2 separate regions of the Homo sapiens genome follow, and region 1 is linked to region 2. Evidence: read pairs that join two places in POLR2A ChIA-PET (ENCODE). Cell type or tissue: HepG2. All regions are shown on one strand. Links, peaks and the distances in the headings refer to the core of each region. The heading gives the core; the rest is flanking DNA.

Region 1 (5,371 bases), core at 311-5,310, 75 kb after region 2:
GCATGTGGGAAGGGGGTGACCTGAGGTAAGTGGATCTCTGCAGTTAAGGTAATCCCTGAAGGGGCAGACAACTGAAGAGTGTCTCCCAGCTCTCCCAGCATCTGGGGCAGTAAGTCCTGCAGTGAAAGGGTGTGTGGATGGAACATCACAGAGTCTACCACACGCAGGTTCTACTCACCCACATTCTATTCTTCTAATAGAGTTCACTCTATTGGAAGTATGGCGGAGACTCATGATGACACTCCAAGGACAGCACTCTGAGCCACGCTACTATTTGGAAGCAGGTCTTGACCCCTGATACAAGCCAAGAATGTAAGAGCACCTGCAGAGGAGTGAGGGCCCCCAAAGTGCCCAAAAAGAGGTGCTAGTGGCAAGATACCTGGGAGAAGAAGTGGTATGAGTGTTATAGGGGTGTTTCTGTCATCTCTTTCTGTGTAACAAACTACCCCGAAACTTAGTGGCATGAGACAACCATTTATTTGCTTATGATTCTCTGGATTGGCAGTTTTAAGGTGGACTCAGCTAGGGGGTTCTTCTGCTCATCTCACCTGCAGTCTCATGTGGCTACAGTTTGGTGACTTACTTGGGGCTGAATGATCTAAGATGGCCTCATTCACTGTACAGTGGGTGGTGATACTTGTCAGCTGGGCCACATATCTCCAGCAAGCCACCCTACTTGGTTCCAAGAGTAAGGCCTCTTGAGGCCTCTTGAGGCCTTGGCTGAAATTGTACATAGTCACTTCCACCTCATTCTATTGGTCAAAGCATGTTGTTGACCCCTCCAGGCTTACACAGGGGAAAAACAGATTCCACCTCTTGGTGGGAGAGGGTGCAAAAAATTTTATGATCATTCTCAGTCTACCACAAGAAGGTTCCAGTGATCAAGAAAGGCTTCATGGAGATACCAAGCATTGAGCAGGACTTCAAGGATGGATAAGATCTGATGCTGAAGGAAGGAGAAGGGGTGATATTCCAGGAGGGAAGGACAGTGTGAATAAAGGAGTGGAGGTGGGAAGGAAGTGTTTGGGAGGCCCTGATCTGACCAGTCTTGTTGAGGAGAGGGTGCATGAGGCAGGCTGGTAGGAGATGAGAAAAAGAGAATTGGGGGTAGATTTAGGGGTCTTGAAGGCTGGCCTGAGAATTTGATAAATGACCCAATAGGCAAAAGGAGGCACGGAAGGATTGTAAGTAGGGTCAGGAGGTAACATTGAATGCCATTGCCTACACCCCCATGTCCCCACCTGAAAGTAACATCCTTCGTTGCGTGGTTTTCTAAACATCGGGACTCTTCATGGTTTGATGGCTGGCCCCAGGGTAGTTGGCACTTTTCATTTTTCTCCCGTTCCTGCCCCACCACCATCAGAAGGCTTGGACACCTCCATCATCACTGATGAGTACTGAATGTTGGGTCCCTGCGGTCCAGAGCTGCCTGCTTCTGCCAGAGGGAATGGCAGAAGGGAAGTGACTTTCAAACAGGAGCCGGGGTGGGGCTGGGCAAATGCACCTGGTCCCCTTGCCCACCCACTCCTGCTTCTACTCTACTCTGGGTTCATCAGTTCATGCCCTGTCCTGGAGGAGAATTTCCAACATAGTGACCCCCATGTGGCTAAAATGGCAGGGAGGGGTGCTAACATTTATTGAACATTTTCTTGCATGAATCTCTCTCTCTGAGGGTATTCAGTTAGGTCTCAATTCTGCAAGGTTGCTATTACATTATGACCACTTTGCAGATGAGGAAACTGAGGCCAGGGAAGTTCATACAGCCAGTCAATGGCAGCACTGGGGTTGAGGCCAGCTGGTCTGACTCTGCATCTTGGTCGCACGATGTCTTTTATCTCATTTTCTGTGTGAGAACCTCCCAGGACAGCACCACAGGCTGATCTGAGATTTAAGAGCAGATCTAAAGTCACGCCTACCTTCGGATGATACTGAAAAGCCAGAGTCCTGGCCAAAAAGCTGGTCAGGAGGGCTGTGAGGGGCCAGGTGCACAGTGGGGCTCTGACATGCCTCCCCAGTCCCTTCAGGCCCTGTGGTAAGGCTGAGGTCTCAGGCCATCACTCTGGGGGTCTGAAGATGAGTCAGAGCCAGCCTGGGGCCCTGGCCTCCCAGTGGGTGAGCAGGAAGGATTTCACTGCATTGGGAACATTGTGTTTCCAGATATAGACTGGCCACCTGCCTGGCCCCCTGGATCTCTGGGTGGCCTTCCCTGGTGGGCAGTCAGGAGCCAGGCCCCACGGGGTGGGTCTGAGGGGCCTTTGGATGACTTCATCTATCCTCCCCCACCAAGTTAGTATTTCTGTCTGTTCTGTGAAGTCCTGGTAACTGAACAAGCCCTTTGGGTTCAGATTCCTTCTCCCACTGAAAGCCGCATATTGCAGTAAATCCTTTTTGGCCAAGATAAATGACAGATGGCCCAGGAGGAAGGGCATCAGGTGATAGAGACAGAGCAGCTAGAAGAGTCAGGGAGAGAAGAAGATACAAAAGAAATTGTGCAGCACTCCTTTCCTTCCACAAGGCTTGATGTGCCCACACTGCCTCCCTGCAGGACAGGCATGGGTGCCATGTGTGAGGGTCCACAGGCCAGGCCCCCTCTTTTAGCCTCAGTTTCCCAGTTCACAGGGTGGAGGAGGAATACGTGTTTGGAACCAGTGACTTCCGGGGGCCCCCTCCGGTGGCCTTAAGGTGACATCCTCACCCACCTGGGGGCCTGAGGCAAGCCTGATAGCTTCTACAGTCCTGCAGGCCCAAAAGCTAACCAAGCAGCAGAACCTTTGCAAATGCAGACTCTCAGGGCTTATCCTGCAGGGCCCCAGTCAGTGGATCTGGGGTGGACCCAGGGGCCTTTAATTTTAGAAAATTTGCAGATGGGTCTGATATTCACTGTGGCATAGTATAGATCAAGGTCAGCTGTCCCCATTCACTGATTCTTAGTCTTGGGTGCACATTAGAATCACCTGGAGGGCTATAGGGAAAAATTCCAATGCTCAGGCTACACCCCAGACCAATTATATCGTAACCTCTGAAGGTGAGGCCCAGACAGCAGTAATGTTTAAAGTTCCTCAGGTGGTTGCAATAAGCACTGAGACTGAGAACCATTGCTATGGATGAGCCAAAAGGTGGAGGCAGCGTCCACCATCCATCCTTGCCCGCCCTCCTTCTGAAGGTGAAGCTTTCACCTTTGGAAACCCTGTCATCCACCAAGACAGCTAAAAGCCCGTCCTCTAGCAGCTGATCCCTCTGATGGACAAGGCATTAAATGACAGGTTACATAATCGGGGACCTAGTCCTGGGACCCCGGACAAGGCACCTGCCTTGCCTGAACCTCAGTTTCCTCAACTGTGGAAGGAGGGCATGGGTGCCTGGTTTTCAAAACGTGCTCAGAGCAGGTCTAGCTGTACTGGGCAGTACCTCGGCCAGGAGCACTGGACTCCGGGCCCCCATGCCCCTGGCCCTGGTTCTCCCAGAGCAGCTCTAATCTTAGCCTGTTATTGCTGAAGCCTCCTTGTGCTAAGACAAACACTTCAGGAGCCAAAAACAATTTGACAACTGTTAGTCTAGATGATGTGCACTTTCATCCCAGCTCTGAAGGTCTACGGAAACCCCACTCTCCCTTCTCCACATATACTCATAATTCCTGTAGTCTGGAGCCTTCATTTGGCACCTACACCCCATAAATCCTGCTTTGATTTGCCTGGCACTGATGTGGTCCTGTATCTGGTTTATCTCCCCCACTAAGCTGTGAGTTCCTTGAAGGCAGGTCTTCATTCATTTTATAAACACAGCACACATTTATTGAGCTCCTTCTGCCACCATGCTGGATGATGGGGACACTGTGGTGAATGAGACTGACACAGCCCCTCCCTCATGGAGCAAAAACTTCGTGGATGAGAAAGATTGAGTGAAGCAATTACAAAGTTATATGTGCTGTAACAGGGAAGCATAGGGTGCTATGGGGGCACAAGGGACGGCACCCAGGAAGATAGAGGGGGCAGGAAGCTTCCCAGGGACAGGGAAGGAGGCCAGCCTTGGCTGAGGGAGCTGCATCTGCAGAGACCTGGAGGGTGAGGGAGGGGCCAAGGCCATAGACAGGGAGCAGGCCTTTGAGCCCTGCCTGGTAAGGAGCCAGCATTTTATCCTGGGCCCCTGATGACGTAACCGTGGGGTGACCTGAACAGTTTTTCCTGCCTGTGGAATCCTCCTCTTTGCCTACCCCACACCCCTTCTCCAGCACTGGTGCAGGAGTTGCATAGTAGTGGCTCAGGAGTCCTGGATGAGAGAGATGCATCTGGGGGCACAGTAGGGGTGCACAGGTGTGGACGGATGAGGAGGCACCTTCACACGAATGGGTGCTCCCAGACAGGGGTGGGTGGTGCATGAATGTTGAATTGCGTTGGGTGGTAGGTGGGATGTCTGTGTTTGAAGCCTGTCCTGCTCCCCACCTAGGTTCTATGAACACCCTAGCCCACCCTGACAGCCCTTTTCCTGGAGTCCAGCCCCCAGCTTGGCATAGTTGGTGAAGACCCATTGTCTGCCTATCGCCAGGCACTCAGAGAAAGCCTCTATCCCCCTTCTGTGGGTTCACGGGCTCTCTGGGGCCACGCTGCAGGTGGTGGCTTGCCCTGTTGCCTGGCCCTCAGCTCAGGCCCTTGGAGTGCCTCTCTGCCCTGTCTGCTGCCCCGGCTGCTCCTCTTACCCTCCCTCCCTCTCTGCCCGCTTCCGGCCCAGTTTCTCAGCTACCTCAGTGCCTGTGACCGCCTGTTACGTCAGGGATATGAGGAAGGCCTGGTGGATGAGGCCATGGAGATGTTCCAGTTCTCCGAGAGCCAGGTCAGCAGGGCTTCCTGCCAGGGCCCCAGGGGATGGAAGGGATGGGGGTGTACCCAGGAGCCCGGTGTGCAGGGCCACACCAGTCCTCAGAGCCAGTCTGTGGGTCCAGCCTGTGGGTCTGTCGGGAGATTGCCTGACTCCTCAGCTCTGAGGAGGAGATGGCCCAGGGAGCTACAGCAGGGACAAAGGTGAGAGGCACAGAGGGAGATCAGGAAGAGGTGGGACGGGGACAGGAGGCAGAGAGCAGCAGGGGTTTTGCTTTATTAGACTTAATCAACACAGCCTCTGTGACTGAATGGCCACTCTTTGTCGGACACTCAGATAGGAGCCATGGGCAGCACAAAGATGCATGACCTTTCTACTTGGGGAGCGTGCCGCCTACCCCAAGTGCATGCAGCTGTAGGCCCAATAGTCACATCTTGTTTTCTGAGACTGAGTCTCACTCTATTGCCCAGGCTGGAGTGCAATGGCACGATCTTGGCTCACTGCAACCTCTGCCCCCGAGGTTCAAGCAATTCTCCCGCCTCGGTCTCCCAAGTAGCTG
Region 2 (5,371 bases), core at 80-5,079:
AAGCAGGAGAATCTCTTGAACCCAGGAGGCAGAGGCTACAGTGAGCCAGATCGCACCACTGCACTCCAGCCTGGGCGACAGAGCGAGACTTTGTCTCATCTCAAAAGAAAAAAAAGATATTTACCAAGTTGAATGATCATCTCCACTATCTAATTCCAGAACATTTTTCATCACCCCAGAAAGAAACTCCATAGCCCTTAGTCACTCTCCACCCTCCTCCCCTCCTAGCCCTGTTAACTATTAACTACTTTCTCTATCAATGGGTTTGTCTATTCTGGGTATCTCATACAATGGAATTATACGATATGTGGCATTTCATACCAGCCTTATTTTCTTTAGCATGTTTTTAAAGTTTATCCAGTTTGCAGCATATATCAGTATTTCATTGCTTTTTATGGCTGAATAATATTTCATTGTTTAGACATTCATCAGGTGGTGGACATTTACATTGTTTCTACTTGTTGGCTGTTCTGAATAATGCTCCCGTGAACATCTGTGTACAAGTTTTTGTGTGGACATATGTTTCTAACTCTCTTGGGTATATGTTTAGGAGTGGAATTGCTGGGTCATGTGGTAACTCTGTTTAGTTTCTACAGAATTGCTAAACTGTTTTCCATAGCAGCTGTACCATTTTACAATCTGACCAGCAATATGAGGGTTCCAGTTTCTCCACATCCTTTTTACCACTTGTCTGTCTGTCTTCTTTTTTTTTTTTTTTTTTTTTTGAGACAGAGTCTCACTCTGTCACCAGGTTGGAGTGCGGTGGCACTATCTCGGCTCACTGCAACCTCCACCTCCCAGATTCAAGCAATTCTGTCTCAGCCTCCCAAGTAGCTGGGATTATAGGTGCCCACCACCACACCCAGCTGATTTTTGTATTTTTAGTAGAGACAAGATTTCACTATGTTGGTCAGGCTGATCTCGAACTCCTGACCTCAGGTGATCCTCCTGCCTCGGGCTCCCAGAATGCTGGGATTACAGGCATGAGCCACTGCGCCCAGCCTGTCTTTCTTTATTCATAGTGGATATGAAGTGGTATCTCATCATGGGCTTCTTTTGGTTTTATTTTGTTTTTAGAAACAGGGTCTTGCTCTGTCGCCCAGGCTACGATGCAGTGGCGCAATCATAGCTGACAGTAGCCTCACCTTCCTGGGTTCAAGTTGTCCTCCCACCTCAGCATCCTGAATAGCTGAGACTACAGGCAAATGCCACCCTAGAGACAGGGTCTCATTTATGTTGCCCAGGCTGGTCCCGAACTCTTGGGCTCAAGTGATCCTCCTGCCTTGGCTTCCCAAAGTGCTGGGATTTTTGTGCTACCTCCTGGGACTCACTGTGGTTTTGATTTGCATTTCCCTAATGACTAATGATGTTAATCTTTTCTTAGGTTTATTGGCCATTTGTCTGTCTTCTTTGGAGAAGTGTCAATTTAAATCCTTTGTCTTTCTTTTTCTTTCCCCCCAGACGGAGTTTCGCTCTTATTGCCCAGACTGGAGTGCAGTGGTGTGATCGAGGCTCACTGCAACCTCCACCTCTCGGATTCAAGCAGTTCTCAGCCTCAGGCTCCTGAGTAGCTGGGATTACAGGCGCCTGCCAACATGCCCGGCTAATTTTTTTGTATTTTTAGTAGAGATGGGGGTTTCACCATCTTGGCCAAGCTGGTCTTGAACTCCTGACCTTGTGATCCGCCCACCTCAGCCTCCCAAACCAACAACATTTTATGTAAAGAAATATAGGATACTTGTAGTAGCTGTTTAAAGGAAAGAATTTATCTCCTGGTAACTTAACAAAATTAGATTTTTGCCCCTTGTTTTTGGAGTAAAAATGCATTGGCCAGGCATGGTGGTTCATGCCTGTAATGCCAGCCGTTTGGAAGGCCAAGGCGGGTGGATCACCTGAGGTTGGGAGTTTGAGACCAGCCTGACCAACATGGAGAAACCCCATCTCTACTAAAAATACAAAATTAGCTGGGTGTGGTGGCGCATGCTTGTAATCCCAGCTACTCGGGAGGCGGAGGTTGCGGTGAGCTGAGATCGCGCCATTGCACTCCAGCCTGGGCAACAAGAGTGAAACTCTGTCTCAAAAAACAAAACAAAACAAAAAAGTGCATTGCAATGCTTGTATTTTTTTTTCCCAAAATAGCATTTTGATAAATAACATTGAATCCTTGAATTTAGGGATATGTTGAAAATATGTCAGTGTAAAATTGTGTTGCAAATATTCAAGTCAAATTTAAGCAACCTTTCAACAATAAGCAAAGAGGGATGTGATTTGTTGGTGTTTAATCATTTTCCTTTTGATCTAATTTCCTTAGAGAAATATTTTGTACTTGTGCTCTCAGGCCAGATTTTCCTGTCACACTGCCTGAACTAGATCAGCGGCTTCTCTGCCCTTTAATCCTTGCCCTGTTTACCATCAGTAACAATTGTAAACTAGTGCCTCATCATTATAAAGGCAGTAACTATCTTTCCCATTGATGGGAAGTGGTGATTATTTACTTAGGCTTGTGTTAGTCACAGATGCTTCAAATAGCTTGATCTTTTTCTTTAAGCATTTATACGTGATCAGCAAATAGGAAACATGGATGAAACCGCTTATTCCTTAAAATTTGCTAATAGAATTTATCCGAAATGTTTTTTTTTTTTTTGAGACTGAGTCTCGCTCTATTGCCCAGGCTGAAGTGCAGTGGTGTGATCCCAGCTCACTACAACCTCTGCTTTCCAGGTTCAAGCAATTCTCGTGCCTCAGCCTCCCCAGTTGCTAGGATTACAGGCACAAGACAACACGCCCGGATAATTTGTATATTTTTAGTAATGACAGGGTTTCACTATGTTGGCTAGGCTGGTCTTGAACTCCTGACCTTAAGTGATCCACCTGCCTCAGCCTCCCAGAGTGCTAGGATTACAGGCGTTAGCCACCTTGGCCGGCCCAGAATGTGTTTTTAATTAGTCTTGTGTTTAAGAACAGAAACATGGCTGGGCGCAGTGGCTCATGCCTGTAATCCCAGCACTTTGGGAGGCTGAGGTGGGTGTTTCATGAGGTCAGAAGATCGAGACCATCCTGGCCAACATGGTGAAACCCCATCTCTACTAAAAGTACAAAAATGAGCTGGGTGTGGTGGCATGCACCTGTAGTCCCAGCTACTCCAGAGGCTGAGGCAGGAGAATTGCTTGGACCCAGGAGGCGGAGGTTGCAGTGAGCCCAGATCGTGCCACTGCACTCCAGTCTGGGTGACAGAATGAGACTCCGTCTCAAAAAAAAAAAAAAAAAAGAAGAACAGAAACACAAGAATTGATTGAATTGATAATGAAGTGGTTTTGTTTGTTTTTGAGACAGAGTTCTGTTGCCTAGGCTGGAGTATAGTGACGTGGTCTTGGCTCACTGCAACCTCCGCCTCCCAGGTAACCATCAAGGGATTCTCCTGCCTCAGCCTCTCAGGTAGCTGGGATTACAGGCACCCGCCACCACACCTGGCTAATTTTTGTATTTTTAGTAAAGACAGGGTTTCGCCATGTTGGCCAGGGTGGTCTCAAACTCCTGACCTCAGGTGATCCACCCGCCTCGGCCTCCCAAAGTGCTGGGATTACAGGCCTGAGCCACCCCGCTCAGCCTAAAGTTGTTTTTTTAATATGGAATTGTCTACTTTTTTCATTTAGATTAGTTTGTAAAGACGTAGGTGTGCTTGCTAGTGCAGTGTTCCCTATAATCTGTGGATAGATATTTATATTTAAAATTTTCCCAAAGGAAAAAAAATTCCATGAATTTTTTTTTTTCTCTGCAGTTCTCTCTTTCTAGTTGGGTTACACAAAAATGTATTACTTAGACATACTAGCTTTGTATTTGCCACCTGTACCTATAAGAGATTCTCTACCAAATTGCTTTCTGAGGTCCCCGGTTACCATTAGTAGGGTTAGGCTGAGTTAAGCATGTATGTCCAAACCCAGCTACTTGGGAGGTGGGAGGATCCCTTGAGAACAGAAATTTGAGGCTAGCCTGGACAACATAGCAAGACAGCAGCTCTTAAAAAAAAAGTCGCTGGGTGCGGTGGCTCATGCCTGTAATCCCAGCACTTTGGGAGGCTGAGGCAGGCGGATCACCTGAGGTCAGGAATTTGAGACCAGCCTGACCAACATGGTCAAACCCCATCTCTACTAAAAAATACAAAATTAGCCGGGCGTGGTGACACATGCCTGTAATCCCAGCTACTTCGGAGGCTGAGGCAAGAGAATTGCTTGAACCCTGGAGGCGAGGCGAAGGTTGCAGTAAGCCGAGATTGCACCATTGCACACTAGTCTGGGCAACAAGAGCGAAACTCTGTCTCAAAAAAAAAAAAAAGTAAATATATCCATATATCTACATCCTATAACCATGTGTTGTTTTATGTTTATTTGTTTTGTTTATAATAAGAGGGCACGATGGGCACCATCTCGGCTCACTGCAACCTCTGCCTCCCAGGTTCAAGCAGTTCTCCTGCCTCAGCCTGCTGAGTAGCTGGGTTTACAGGTAGTTACCATGCCCGGCTAGTTTTTGTATTTTTAGTAGAGACAGGGTTTCACCATGTTGGCCAGGCTGGTCTTGAACTCCTAAGCTCAAGTGATCCACCCGTCTTGGCCTTCCAAAGTGCTGGGTTTACAGGTGTGAGCCACTGTGCCCCGCCAACATCCTATAACCATGTTTTGAAAAGAAAGAGTAGGCTGGCCTCAGTGGGTCACGCCTGTAATCCCAAGCACTTTCGGAGGCCAAGGTGGGAGGGTTACTCGAGTCCAGGAGTTTGAGACCCGCCTGGGCAACATCATGAGACCCTGTCTCTACAGAAGATTTTTAAAAGTAGGCAGGCATCGGCCGGGCGCAGTGGCTCATGCCTGTAATCCCAGCACTTTGGGAGGCCGAGGCGGGCAGATCACGAGGTCAGGAGATCGAGAGGCGCCTGTAGTCCCAGCTACTCGGGAGGCTAAGGCAGGAGAATGGCGTGAACCTGGGAGGTGGAGCTTGCAGTGAGGCGAGATTGTACCACTGCACTCCAGCCTGGGCGACAGAGCAAGACTCCATCTCAAAAAAAAAAAAAAAAAGTAGGCAGGCGTGGTGGCGTGTGCCTGTAGTCCTGGATACTCAGGGAGGCTGAGGTGGGAGGATTGCTTGAGCTTAGGAGGTCAAGACTGCAGTGAGTAGTGATCACGCCACTGCACTTCAGCCTGGGCAACAGAGCGATACCCTGTCTCAAAAAAAAAAAAGAGAAAAGAAAAATAAATCACCTTTAACATAGGATATACTGTAGCTGATCCATTGGAATTGAGAAATCCTTATAAATGTATTCATCCACTGTGTATCCGCAAAGTTTTTTTTTTAATTATACTTTAAGTTCTAGGGTACACAT

The links. ChIA-PET counts read pairs that join two places held together with the same protein. Peaks named below come from ENCODE experiments on the same cell type or tissue, not always from the same donor. Only the 100,000 strongest peaks of a DNase experiment are listed, where the experiment ranks them.
Region 1: POLR2A ChIA-PET joins it to region 2 with 6 read pairs; 6 of 35 experiments call an interaction of 5 or more read pairs at or near these places.

What each region holds. Positions count from the first base shown.
Region 1 is chr15:65,093,931-65,099,301 of GRCh38, reverse strand. UBAP1L (ubiquitin associated protein 1 like) reads left to right here. Exons shown (of 6, transcript NM_001163692.2): 5 at 4,726-4,827. Among named protein-coding and RNA genes, the nearest start is that of UBAP1L, 19 kb to the left of the region's middle. RefSeq lists an enhancer at 4,760-5,261. In HepG2, for the core only: no CTCF peak of the experiment used is centred there; no DNase peak of the experiment used is centred there.
Region 2 is chr15:65,168,720-65,174,090 of GRCh38, reverse strand. All of the region lies in intron 3 of CLPX (caseinolytic mitochondrial matrix peptidase chaperone subunit X), which reads left to right. Among named protein-coding and RNA genes, the nearest start is that of CLPX, 14 kb to the left of the region's middle. In HepG2, for the core only: no CTCF peak of the experiment used is centred there; DNase peaks (open chromatin) are centred at 200 and 2,440.